Regions from separate parts of the Homo sapiens genome. Here regions 1 and 3 are each linked to region 2. A link is an interaction called in ENCODE POLR2A ChIA-PET data of the cell type or tissue named here. Cell type or tissue: PC-3. All regions are shown on one strand.

Region 1 (4,000 bases), 100 kb after region 2:
AAAAAGAAAATATCTTCAGGATCAAACTTAAGATTCTTGATGAGAGGCTCTACAGATGTTCACAGAAGAGACGTGAAGTTTTAAAATCTTGTTTCTCTTGAGTCTTGTAGCTAGGTGACAACTGTTTCTTGACTATTAATGCTAACACCGGGTACCTAAACAGAATGTGATGGCTCCTGACTCTATCTTTCTGAGAAATTCTAGTTTGTTTACTTTAAATTTCAGGGTACCAATGTGTATGTGGTGATAAAGGGTTATAGAAAACATTTTCTTTAATGCTAAGTATGTGATGTATATGCCTTGATTTTTTTTCTCTAGAAATTATTTTAACTTAATAGTGAAAGCTAAGATTACATTCATGTTGACTAAGCAACCTTTTTTCTCTTTCTCTTTAGAGCTGTAGGTAAAACTTGCCTACTGATCAGTTACACAACCAATGCATTTCCTGGAGAATATATCCCTACTGTGTAAGTATCTTAAATTGGGAATTAACCTGTTTGTGTTACGGGTTTCACATTTCTTTGACCATTTGTTTTGCTGTAAAGCCATCTTTAATCCTCATATGAACAGATACTAATTTTTTCTTAAACATTCACTGAAACCTAATTATAAGGTATATTAGGCTTTTAAAAAATAGGGCTGGGGGTGGTGATCTCAGCACTTTGGGAGACTGAGGCGGGTGGATCAACTGAGGGTCAGGAGTTCGAGACCAGCATGGTCAACGTGATGAAACCCCATCTCTACTAAAAATACAAAAAATTAGCCAGGTGTGGTGGCGGGTGCCTGTAATCCCACATACTTGGGAGGCTGAGGCAGGAGAATCACTCGAACCGTGGAGGCGGAGGTTGCAGTGAGCCAAGATCACGCCACTGCACTCCAGCCTGGGCAATGAGAGCGAAACTCCATCTCAAAAGAAAAAAAAAAAAGAAACTTAGGGTAATATAAACTTTTCACAACTTTGCTAGTTGATTTTTAGACATCCAGAAAGCAAACTTTAACTGTCTGTGAGGTACAGAGACTGGATGATGTTAAAGAAAACCATAGTTGGACACAAGAACTCTGACCAAAAGTCTGATCAGAAACAGTCCTTGTCAGTGCACGAGTTTCAGATACACTGGCTTTCTGGGAACTGGAAAGGGAAAGATTCCATTACGTTTTAATTGGCCTTTTCTGATAAGTCATCAGTTGGTTACATGTCCGCATTGAGGTGTAGGGCTTTGGAATTGAAACTTGGGTGTGTGTGTTGAAGGGGGAATGGGAGGGTGGAATTGGCTATTGAATTGCTTACTCCCTATAGGCAGCAGAATTGGGTGGAGACAGGAAAGTGCTGCTCTGGTGATGGGTTACCCGGGAGCGCACGTAGCTGAGCCTCATAATGCACCATCCTGCAGCTGCTGTGAGTCCTCCCTGTGCAGGCTGGGGAGGTGTCGCCTCCTCCCCACCTGTGTTCACCTCCTCAGGCACAACACACACCCAGGTGCTCTCTGAAGTGTCGTACCCATGTTTTTGTTGTTGTTGTTGTTGTTTTCCTTTTTTTTTTTTTTTTTTGGAGTTAGTCTCTCTCTCTTGCCCAGGATGGAGTGCTGTGATGCGATCTCAGCTCACTGCAGCGTCTGCCTCCTGGGTTCAAGTGATTCTCTGCCTCAGCCTCCCAGGTAGCTGTGATTACAGGCATACACCACCACACCTGGCTAATTTTTGTTTCTTTAGTAGAGACGGGTTTCACCATGTTGGCCAGGTTGGTCTCAAACTCCTGACCTCAGGTGATCTGCCCACTTCAGCCTCCCAAAGTGCTGGGATTACAGGCGTGAGCCACGGCACCCATTTTTTACTGTAAGTGGAATCATGCTGTCCCTGTTGTCCTAAATTTATGGGGGAGATTTTCCTTATCTACATATGTAGATAAAGGTTTAATCATTAATGATTAATGATTTTGAAGTACTATAACTGATTTAACCCACTGGTCACTTGGACTCTTGGTGTTAACAAACATTGCTGGGTTCAGTGTTGTCCCTTATGTCTTTGTGTACACTTGATAGATTATTAGAAGCAAAATCGTGCCAAATCAAAAGACAATGGATGTTTTAAATTTTGGTAGATACAGCTGGGCGTGATTGCTCACGCCTGTAATCCCAGCACTTTGGGAGGCCAAGACGGAAGGATCACTTGAGGTCAGGAGTTCGAGACCAACCTGGCCAACATGTTAAAACCCCCACCTCTGCTAAAAATACAGTAGTTAGCCGGGTGTGGTGGTGCACTCCTGTAGTCCCAGCTACTCAGGAGGCTGAGGCATGAGAATTGCTTGAACCCGGGAAGCAGAGGTTGCAGTGAGCCAAGATTGTGCCACTGCACTTCAGCCTGGGTAACAGAGTGAGACTCTGTCTCCCAAAAAAAAAAAAAAATTAAAAAATTATTTTTTGGTAGATAACTACCAAATTGCTGTCTATAAAGCTGTCACTTTGCTGGCCTTGACTTAAGTGGCCTCTTAGTACACACTGCCATTAACGTGGGTTGAAGTTATCTAACCGTTTTCATTTCCAATCACAGATGTGGTTAAAATCTTTTGAATTTTTTTTTTTTTTAATTAAAAAAGTTTGCTCACGCCTGTAATCCCAGCACTTGGGGAGGCTGAGCTGGGCGGATCACTGAGGTAAGGAGTTTGAGACCAACTTGGCCAAGATGGTGAAACCCTGTCTCTACTAAAAATACAAAAATTAGCTGGGCATGGTGGCACATGACTATAATCCCAGCTATTCGGGAGGCTGAGGCAGGAGGATTGCTTGAACCTGGGAGGTGGAGGTTGCAGTGAGCCAAGATTGTGCCTCTGCACTCCAGCCTGGGCAACAGAACAAGACATTGTCTCCAAAAAAGAAAAAAAAAATATGTGTTTTTGTAGAGCTATGTTTTGCTATATTGCCCAGGCTGGTCTTGAAGACCTGGCCTCAGGTGATTCTCCACCTTGGTCTCCCGAAGTGTTGGGATTACAGGCGTGAGCCACCACACCTGGCTCTTTTGAATGTTTACTGTACATTTTTAGTCTCTTGTGAATTGTCTGTTTAAATCTTTTGTATTTTTCTACTGAAATTTTTTCTTACTGATGGAACATTTCCTTCCTTCCTTCCCTCCCTCCCTCTCTCCCTCCCTTCCTCCCTTCCTTTCTTCCCTCCCTCCTCCTCTCCCTCCCTCTCTCCCTCCTTCCCTCCTCTCCTACTCCTTCCCTCCTTCCCTCCTTCCTTCTCCTTTCTTTTCCCCTCCCTCCCTTGCTCCCTCCCTCCCTCCCTTTTTTTTTTTTTTTTTTTTTGAGATGGGGTCTTGCAGTATTGCCCAGGCCGGACTTGAAGTACTGGTCCTTCCACCTCAGCCTATTGAGTAGCATGCTCCACTGCACGTAGCCTGATGGAACGTTTTGTAAATAATCCTCAGTCTGTCATTTGTCTTTGTACTTCATTATGGTGTCTTCTGCCATATAGAAATTTAGCATTTAATGTAAATAATACCACCTTACCCGGGCACGGTGGCTCACACCTGTAATTCCAGCACTTTGGGAAGCTGAGGTGGGCGCATTATGAGGTCAGGAGATCAAGACCAGCCTGATCAACATGGTGAAACCCCATCTCTACTAAAAATACAAAAATTAACCGGGCATGGTGGCGTGCACCTGTAATCCCAGCTCCTCAGGAGGCTGAGGCAGGAGAATCACTTGAACCCAGGAGGTGGAGGTTGCAGTGAGCCGAGATCGCACCACTGCACTCCAGCCTGGGTGACAGTGAGATTCTGTCTCAAAAAAAAAATAATAATAATAATGATAATACCACCTCTCCCTCAGAATTGTATGTTGTACTTAGAAAGGCCTTTCCTACTTAAATAATGCAAAAGTATGCTCTAGTATTTTTTTCTAGGATTTTTGTGGCTAAAATTTTTATCTTTAATTCATTTAGGACTTATTTTTGGTATAGAATGAGGCAAGGACCTGATTCTTTTTCCCTTATGGGGAAAAAAA
Region 2 (4,000 bases):
GGTGTGATCTTGGCTCACTGCAAGCTCCGCCTCCTAGGTTCATGCCATTCTCCTGCCTCACCCTCCCAAGTAGCTGGGACTACAGACATCTGCCACCACGCCCAGCTATTTTTTTTTTTTTTGTATGTTTAGTAGAGACGGGGTTTCACCGTGTTAGCCAGGATGCTCTCAGTCTCCTGACCTCGTGATCCGCCCACCTCGGCCTCCCAAAGTGCTGGGATTACAGGCATGAGCCACCGCACCCGGCCAGACATGACACTTTGAAAAGCACAATCCAGCCGGGCATGGTGGCTCACGCCTGTAATCCCAACAGTTCAGGAGGCCAAGGCAGGCAGATTGCTTGAGCTTAGGGGTTTGAGACCAGCCTGGGCAACATGAAGAAACCCTGTCTCTACCAAAAACACAAAAATTAGCCAGTCATGGTGGTGCACATGCCTGTAGTTCCAGCTACTCAGGAGGCTAAGTTGGGAGGATGGCTTGAGCCTGGGAGGCAGAGGTTGCAGCGAGTCGAGATCACACCACTGCACTCCAGCCTGGGAAAAAGAGCCAGAGTCTGTCTCAACAACAACAACAAAAACACATGATCCATAAAAGAAAAAACATCAATAAACTGAACTTCATCAAAATTTAAAACTTATACTCTGTGAAGGACCCAATTAAAAGGATAAAAAAAAAAGCCACAAAGGGAGAAAATAATTGCAAAAATATTTCCAATATTTGCAGGGAGAAATGTGTTGCATATCTGAAAGCTTACTCATTCCTAGAATGTATAAAGAACTCTAAAACTTAGCAGGAAAAAAAAGAATCCAGGGTTGGGCGTGGTGGCTCATGCCTGTAATTCCAGCAATTTGGGAGGCCGAGGCGGGCAGATCACTTGAGGTCAGGAGCTTGAGACAAGCCTGGCCAACATGGTGAAACCCCATCTGTACTAAAAATACAAAACATTAGCCTGGCATGGTGGTGGGCGCCTGTGATCCCAGCTACTCAGGAGGCTGAGGCAGGAGAATCTCTGGAACCTGGGAGGCGGAGATTGCAGTGAGCCCTCAAGGTTGCGCCACTGCACTCCAGCCTGGGAGACAGAACAAGATTCTGTCTCAAAAAAAAAAAAAGTTATGTTCGGCTGGGCATGGTGGGTCATGCCTGTAGTCCCAGCGCTTTAGGAGGCTGGGGTGAGCGGATCCTTTGAGCCCAGGAGTTTGAGACCAGCCTTGGTAACACAGCAAGACCCCATTTCTACAAAGAATACAAAAATTAGCTGGACGTGGTGGCATGAGCCTGCAGTTCCAGCTACTCGGGAGGCTAAGGCAGTAGGATCACTTGAGCCCAGGAGGTGGAGGCCGCAGTGAGCCGTGATCCTGCCACTGCACTGCAGCCTAGGCAACGGAGTGATTTCATTGTCTCAAAACAAACAATCAAAAAAGTTATGTCCCAGCAAAACCACAGACATGAATACTCACAGCAATTTATTCGTAATAACCAAAAACAGGAAACAACCAAGGTGTCCTACAATAAGTAAAAAATTAAACTGGTACGTCCATACCATGGAATACTACTCAACAATAAAAATATGAACAAACAATATGAGCATCAGTTTGGACGCATCTCAAGGGCATTACATTGAGCGATAAAAGCCAATCTCAAAAGATCACATACTATAGGAATTCATTTATGTAACATTTTCAAAATGACAACATTGTAAAGATGGAAAACAGATTAGTGATTGACAAGGGTTGGTATGTTCGTGGGGGAGGAGAGTGGTGTGACTGCAGCAGGGAAGCAGGAGGCTCTCTGGCATTTGAGATCATGGAACAGATCTGTATCATTTTTCAGGAAGTGGGAGACAGTGTCTCACTCTGTTGCCCAGGCTGGTGCAGTGGCACAATCACAGCTGACTGCAGCCTCGACCTCCCGGGCTCAAGTGATCCTCCCACCTCAGCCTCCCGAGTGAGTAGCTGGGAATACAGGCGCGAGCTACCACACCCAGCTAGTTTGTTAAGTTTGTTGTTGTTGTTGTTGTTGAACGGCTGTTGCCCAGGCTGGTCTTGAACTCCTGGCCTCAAGTGATCCGCCCACTTCCGCCTCCCAAAGTGCTGGAATTACAAGCATGAGTCATCGAGCCTGGCCCAGATCTGTATCCTGATTGCGGCGATGATCGCATGGATGGATCTACCTGTGTGATACGATGACACAGAACCACATACACCCTTTATGCCAATGTCGAACTCCTGGTTTTGATATTTTACTACAGTTACATGAGATGTCACCCAGCGGGGAAACTGGGTGGACAGCAGGGGACAAGGGCATCCTGGGGCTCCTCCCCTGGCAGCTTCTACTCTGGGCCCCCATGGAGCTGGCGAGACGCTGAGAGCTGCACTACAGCAGAGGCCCTTCCTTCCTGTCTTTTCCTGACGTCCCATCTGTACTAGAAGTTTCCCCTGTTGTGCAGCTCCCTCACCACGCAGCCCTGAATGAGCTCCCCCACTTCTAACTGCCTCCTAGAAGCCCCAACTTCACAGGGGCTACCTAGGGTTGGCTGGCATTAACTGGGAAAGGCCTCGAGGGAATAAAGATGATTGAACCTCAACAACAAACGAAATGCAGTATTGCTTAAAAGAGAGGTAGAGCTGGGCACAGTGGCTCACGCCTGTAATCCCAGCACTTCGTGAGGCCGAGGTGGGGGGATCACTTGAGGTCAGGAGTTCGAGACCAGCTTGGCCAACATGGTGAAACCTCGTCTGTACTAAAATACAAAAAATTAGCCGGGTGTGGTGGCACACGCCTGTAGTCCCAGCTATTTGGGAGGCTGAGGCAGGAGAATCACTTGAACCTGGGAGGCGGAGGTTGCAGTGAGCCGAGATCGCGCCACTGCACTCCAGCCTGGGTGACAGAGTGAGACTCCGTCTCCAAAAAAAAAAGAGAGAAGACACACACAAGGAAGTGTGTGACAATGGAGGCAGACATGGCAGCAATGCAGCTACCATCTACGGAATACTAAGGATTGCCGGGAGCCACCAGAAGCTGGAAGAGAGGCCTAGAAGGATCCTCCCCTTTTTTTTACTTTTTTTTTTTTTTTTTTTTTTTTTTTTTTTAGACAGAGTCTCACTCTGTTGCCCACACTGGAGTGCAGTGCTGCGATCATAGCTCACTGCAGCCTTCAAGTGAGCTCAAGCAATCCTCCCACCTCCAGCCTCCCGAGTAGCTGGGAGCACAGGTGGGTGCCACCACATATGGCTAATTATTGTTTTTTGTTTGTTTGTTTATTTTTTGAGACACAGTTTCGCTCTTGTCACCCAGGATGGAGTGCAGTGGCACGATCTTGGCTCACTGCAACCTCCGCCTCCCGAGTTCAAGCAATTTTCCTGCCTCAGCCTGGGATTACAGCCGTGCACTACCACGTCCAGCTTTTTTTTTTTTTTTTTTTTGGTATTTTTAGTAGAGACGGTGTTTCACCACGTTACCCAGGCTGGTCTCGAAATCCTGGCCTTAAGCTATCCTCCTGCCTCAGCCTCCCACAGTGCTGGGATTACAGGCGTGAGCCACCACGCCTGGACAACTTCTGTTGCTTTTAAGACCCCGATCTGCAGTCATTGTTACAGCAGCCCTAGGACCCTAATATTGTTTGATTCTGTCTCTTTGGTGGTCTCTGGTAAGTGGAGTCTTTTGCTAAGGACGCCCAGAGAAGACAGTCTCCACCATCCCGGAACTGTGCACACGGCTGGCTCACAGAGAAAATACATCCCAGATTGATTCCATCTGGGAAGTGAAGGATTGTCTTCTACAAAAGGAAACAGGAGACACAACCTCAAGCATGCAACATTTTGCTGTGTGTAAAAAAGGAGCTGGAAAACAAGCAAACAAAAATCCCATTCTGGCGCCGCCACACAAATGCACTGCCCAGGGCACAGTCTCCCCTCGGCGCCCGCCTGCTCATCAGAAGATGGCCAGTCAGCTGGCTGGAAGCTTAGTCACGGCCCTTCTAACCCCTCCACACTGCCAAGTT
Region 3 (4,000 bases), 94 kb before region 2:
CTCAGGTGTGTTTAGGTCAGTGGTCTCAGGATCACTTGTATCACCTTGAATGAGATGAAGCACCATGGACAGAGCCCGGGGGTGAACAGAACTGACTCAGGGCACTCAGAGAAGCCAAATGCATCCAAGGGGACAGACCCCCTTTCCCTTGATGTGACCCCTACTAATGAGACTGACCTCTGGAAGCCTCCAACTTCCCTGGGCCTCAGTGTGCTCACTGATAAAATGAAGTAGTTAGAGCTAGATTACGATTCCACATTTATCCAGCAGGCTGATTACTAAGGTCCAAATAATATACATCCTTATTCTTCAACCAGAGACCAATTCTGGGTTATCTGATTTTCCCAAGAATGAAGGGTAACCTTAGAAGAAAAATTTCCATGAATTACCTTTCAAATACAAAGACATTTTTATTCAGGACCCTATTATATGCCAAGACACTCGGACTTAAAACGCAAACTCCTAGAAAGGAGCTATTGTCTGGGACAAGGCCTGTCCTTGCCGTGGCCTGTGAAGCCACATTTATTTTGGCAATGACAATGACTAGAAAGCTTCTCAAAGAAGACCTCCATGTCTGATTGACTTTCCCAAGGAAGCCCCAAACGGAAGGAGCCAGGGCCGGCCCTCTGAATCACTTCTGTAACAATCACAGGCTCTCCCACGCCGAGACGGTGGCTTTATTCACATGCTTCTCCTGTGGGACCGCCCTCTACCCCATCCTCTGAGTAAAGTACACAAGTGTGGAAGAGCCCATGTTTGTGTGCCTGTGTTTTTATTTGTCTTTACTTTTTCTTTTTTTTAGACAGGGTCTTGCTCTGTTGCCCAGTCCGCAGTACACTGGCACAATCACAGTTCACTGTAGCCTCAGCTTCTTGGGCTCAGGTGATCCTCCCACCTCAGCCTCCCGAGTATCTGGGACTACAGGTACAAAACTTAGCTGGGCATGGTGGCGTGCATTTTTTGTAGAGATGGGGTTTGACCATGTTGCCCAGGCTGGTCTTGAACTCCTGGGCTCAAGAGATCCTCCTGCCTTGGCCTCCCAAAGTGCTGGGATAACAGGTGTGAGCCGCTGTGCCCGGCCTAATGTGTCATCCTACTCCTACCACCTGGTAGGCACTTGGTACACAGCTGGAACCCAATACATGCCCACATATTCACTCAAAGGGCATCTGAGAGCCAAAAATGGAACAGGCAATGTTCTAGGTGCTAGAACATTAACATATTGGTGGCTGGGCGCAGTGGCTCACGTCTGTGATCCCAGCACTTTGGGAGGCTGAGGTGAGCGGATCACGAGGTCAGGAGATCAAGACCAATCTGCCTAACACAGTGAAACCCTGTCTCTACTAAAAATACAAAAAATTAGCTGGGTGTGGTGGTGGGTGCCTGTAATCTCAGATACTCAGGAGACTGAGGCAGGAGAATGGCGTGAACCCAGGAGGCAAAGGATGCAGTGAGCCCAGATTGTGCCACTGCACTCCAGCCTGGGCAACAGAGCGAGACTCTGTCTCAAAAAAGCAAAAAGAAAAAAACAAACAAAAAAACATATTAGTTAACGAAAGAGGGTCTCAGTGCACAATTTGACAGAGCAATGCGCTCGTGGCTTGCTGCTGCTTTAGATGATACGCTGCCTGTGGCCCTGGGTTTGCGAGCTGGCTACTGCTGACCTCAGTTCTACGATGTCTTGATTTCTACCCGGGGTCTCACTGCCTGTGTGGAGTCTTTGCTTTCCCAACTTGATAACTTTTCACTCTGTCTCTTTGTGTAGTTCTTATATGCACACACTAAACATCTTTTTTTTTTGTTATTTTTTGTTTTTGGGTTTTTTTTTTTTTTTACATTTTTGTGAGGCTACTCTTTTACTATTTTACTCAAAAGCAAAAAACAGAGTTTTGGATTTTTGGTTTTTTTTTTTTTTTTTTACCTCAATGTCATCAATAAGTTCCTTTTTTCTTCGACGAATGTCTAGAAGTTCTTCTCTCTCTTCTAATGAGAGGTCTTCAGGCACTGAAAGAAGAAAAAAATAATTAACTACTTTGGAGAACACATTGGCAACATCCAGCAAGGTTGAGGTGGGTACATGCTGCCACCCAGCAATTCCATACGCAGGTATTTATCCTAAAGAAATGCTCCCATTGAGACTGTATCTGAGACACTCATAGGAGCGCTCTTTATAACCAGAAAACAGCCTAAATATTCATCAGTAAGAACACGAATAAATTGCGGTACATTCATAAAATAGAATCCCATCCAACAAAAATATTTTTTCAGGCCAGGCACGGTGGCTCATGCCTGTAATCCCAGCACTTTAGGAGGCTGAGGTGGGTGGATCACTTGAGGTCAGGAGTTTGAGACCAGCCTGGCCAACACGGTGAAACCCCATCTCTATTAAAAATACAAAAATCAGCTGGGTGTGGTGACGCATGCCTGTAATCTCAGCTACTCGGGAGGCTGAGGCAGGAGAACTGCTTGAACCCAGGAGGCGGAGGCTGCAGTGAGGCAAAATCACATCACTGCACTCCAGCCTGGGCAACAGAGGGAGATTCTGTTTCGGGAAAAAAAAAAAATTAAAAAGAATGAGCTAAGTCTATCAATATGGATGAGTCTCACAAATAAAATGATGACTATGAAAGAAGGCTAAATTCAGGCACGGTGGCTCACGTCTCTAATCCCAGCACTTTGGGACACTGAGGCAGGAGGATCGCTTGAGCCCAGGAGTTCAAGACCAGCCTGAGCAAGATGGTGAGATCCTTTCTCTACAAAAATTAAAATAAATAAATAAATAAATCAACATAGACAGCGCCCAGGAAAAGACCACAGGCCGACGAAAATATGATTCACAGCAGAGCTGACACTCAGCTCAAAAACAGACTGGACTCTTCAATAAATATGTGTGAAAACAGTTATTTATATGGAAAAAATAAAAGCAGATTGTATGTTATCAATCACACATATTTTCAATCAATTACAAGTGGATTAAAAGTATAAATGTGAAGGGGAAACGCTACACAATTTTTAGAAGTAAATACAGGAGAATTTTTTTTATAATTTCAGGGTAGGGAAGGACTTTTTTTTTTTTTTTTTTTTTTGAGACAGAATCTGACTCTGTCACCCTGGCTGGAGTGCAGTGGCACAATCTTGTCTCACTGCATCCTCCGTCTCCTGGGTTCACTGCACTCAGCCAGGGAAGGACTTCTTAAACAAGATAGACAAAATATAAATCACAAAGGAAAATATTAATACATTTAATTATATCAAAGTTAAGAAACTAGGCCAGGCAAGGTGGCTCATGCCTGTATCCAAGCACTTTGGGAGGCCAAGGTGGGAGGATCACTTGAGGCCAGGAGTTCGAGACCAGCCTGGGCAATACAGTGGGACCCCCATCTGAACTAAAGAAAATGAAAAATAGCCAGGCATGGTGGTGCATGCCTGTGGGCCCAGTCACTTTGGGAGCCTGAGGTGGGAGGATCACTTCAGCCCAGGAGTTTGAGGCTGCAGTGAGCTATGATCATGACTGTGAGGCTGACTGTGCCACTGCACTCCAGTCTGGGCAACACAGAATCTGTGTCTCAAAAAAAAATTAATAAATAAAAACTTTATTCTCCAAAAGTTCCACACCACAGAGTGAAGAAGAGCTGAGCCAGAAACTGCCAAAGAATTCGGATTCAAAATATGTAACTCCTACAAATTATATTATTGTTTTTTGTAGAGACAGGATCTCACTCTGCTGGCCAGGATCTCACTGCAGTGAAATGCTGCAATGGCTCACTGTAGCCTTGAACTCCTGGGCTCAAGCAATCCTCCCACCTCAGCCTCCCAAGTAGCTAGGATTACAGACATGCGCCACCATGTCTGGCTAATTTTTTTTTTTTTAAATTTAAAGACAGGGTCTTGCTATGTTGCCCAGGCTGGCCTTGAACACCTGGCCTGAAGCAAAACTCCTACCTTGGCCTCCTAAAGCACAGGGATTACAGATGTGAGCCACTGTGCCCAGCCACAAGTC

The links. ChIA-PET counts read pairs that join two places held together with the same protein. Peaks named below come from ENCODE experiments on the same cell type or tissue, not always from the same donor. Only the 100,000 strongest peaks of a DNase experiment are listed, where the experiment ranks them.
Region 1: POLR2A ChIA-PET joins it to region 2 with 6 read pairs; 5 of 35 experiments call an interaction of 5 or more read pairs at or near these places.
Region 3: POLR2A ChIA-PET joins it to region 2 with 8 read pairs; 6 of 35 experiments call an interaction of 5 or more read pairs at or near these places.

What each region holds. Positions count from the first base shown.
Region 1 is chr7:6,386,817-6,390,816 of GRCh38, forward strand. RAC1 (Rac family small GTPase 1) reads left to right here. Exons shown (of 6, transcript NM_006908.5): 2 at 396-467. Among named protein-coding and RNA genes, the nearest start is that of RAC1, 14 kb to the left of the region's middle. In PC-3, no CTCF peak of the experiment used is centred here; no DNase peak of the experiment used is centred here.
Region 2 is chr7:6,282,814-6,286,813 of GRCh38, forward strand. No RefSeq gene overlaps it. Among named protein-coding and RNA genes, the nearest start is that of CYTH3, 12 kb to the left of the region's middle. RefSeq lists enhancers at 1-809, 810-1,691. In PC-3, no CTCF peak of the experiment used is centred here; DNase peaks (open chromatin) are centred at 768, 1,428, 1,738, 2,128 and 1 weaker place; H3K4me3 peaks cover 643 bases; H3K27ac peaks cover 2,967 bases.
Region 3 is chr7:6,188,528-6,192,527 of GRCh38, forward strand. It overlaps CYTH3 (cytohesin 3), which reads right to left. Exons shown (of 13, transcript NM_004227.4): 2 at 1,922-2,004. Among named protein-coding and RNA genes, the nearest start is that of CYTH3, 82 kb to the right of the region's middle. In PC-3, no CTCF peak of the experiment used is centred here; no DNase peak of the experiment used is centred here.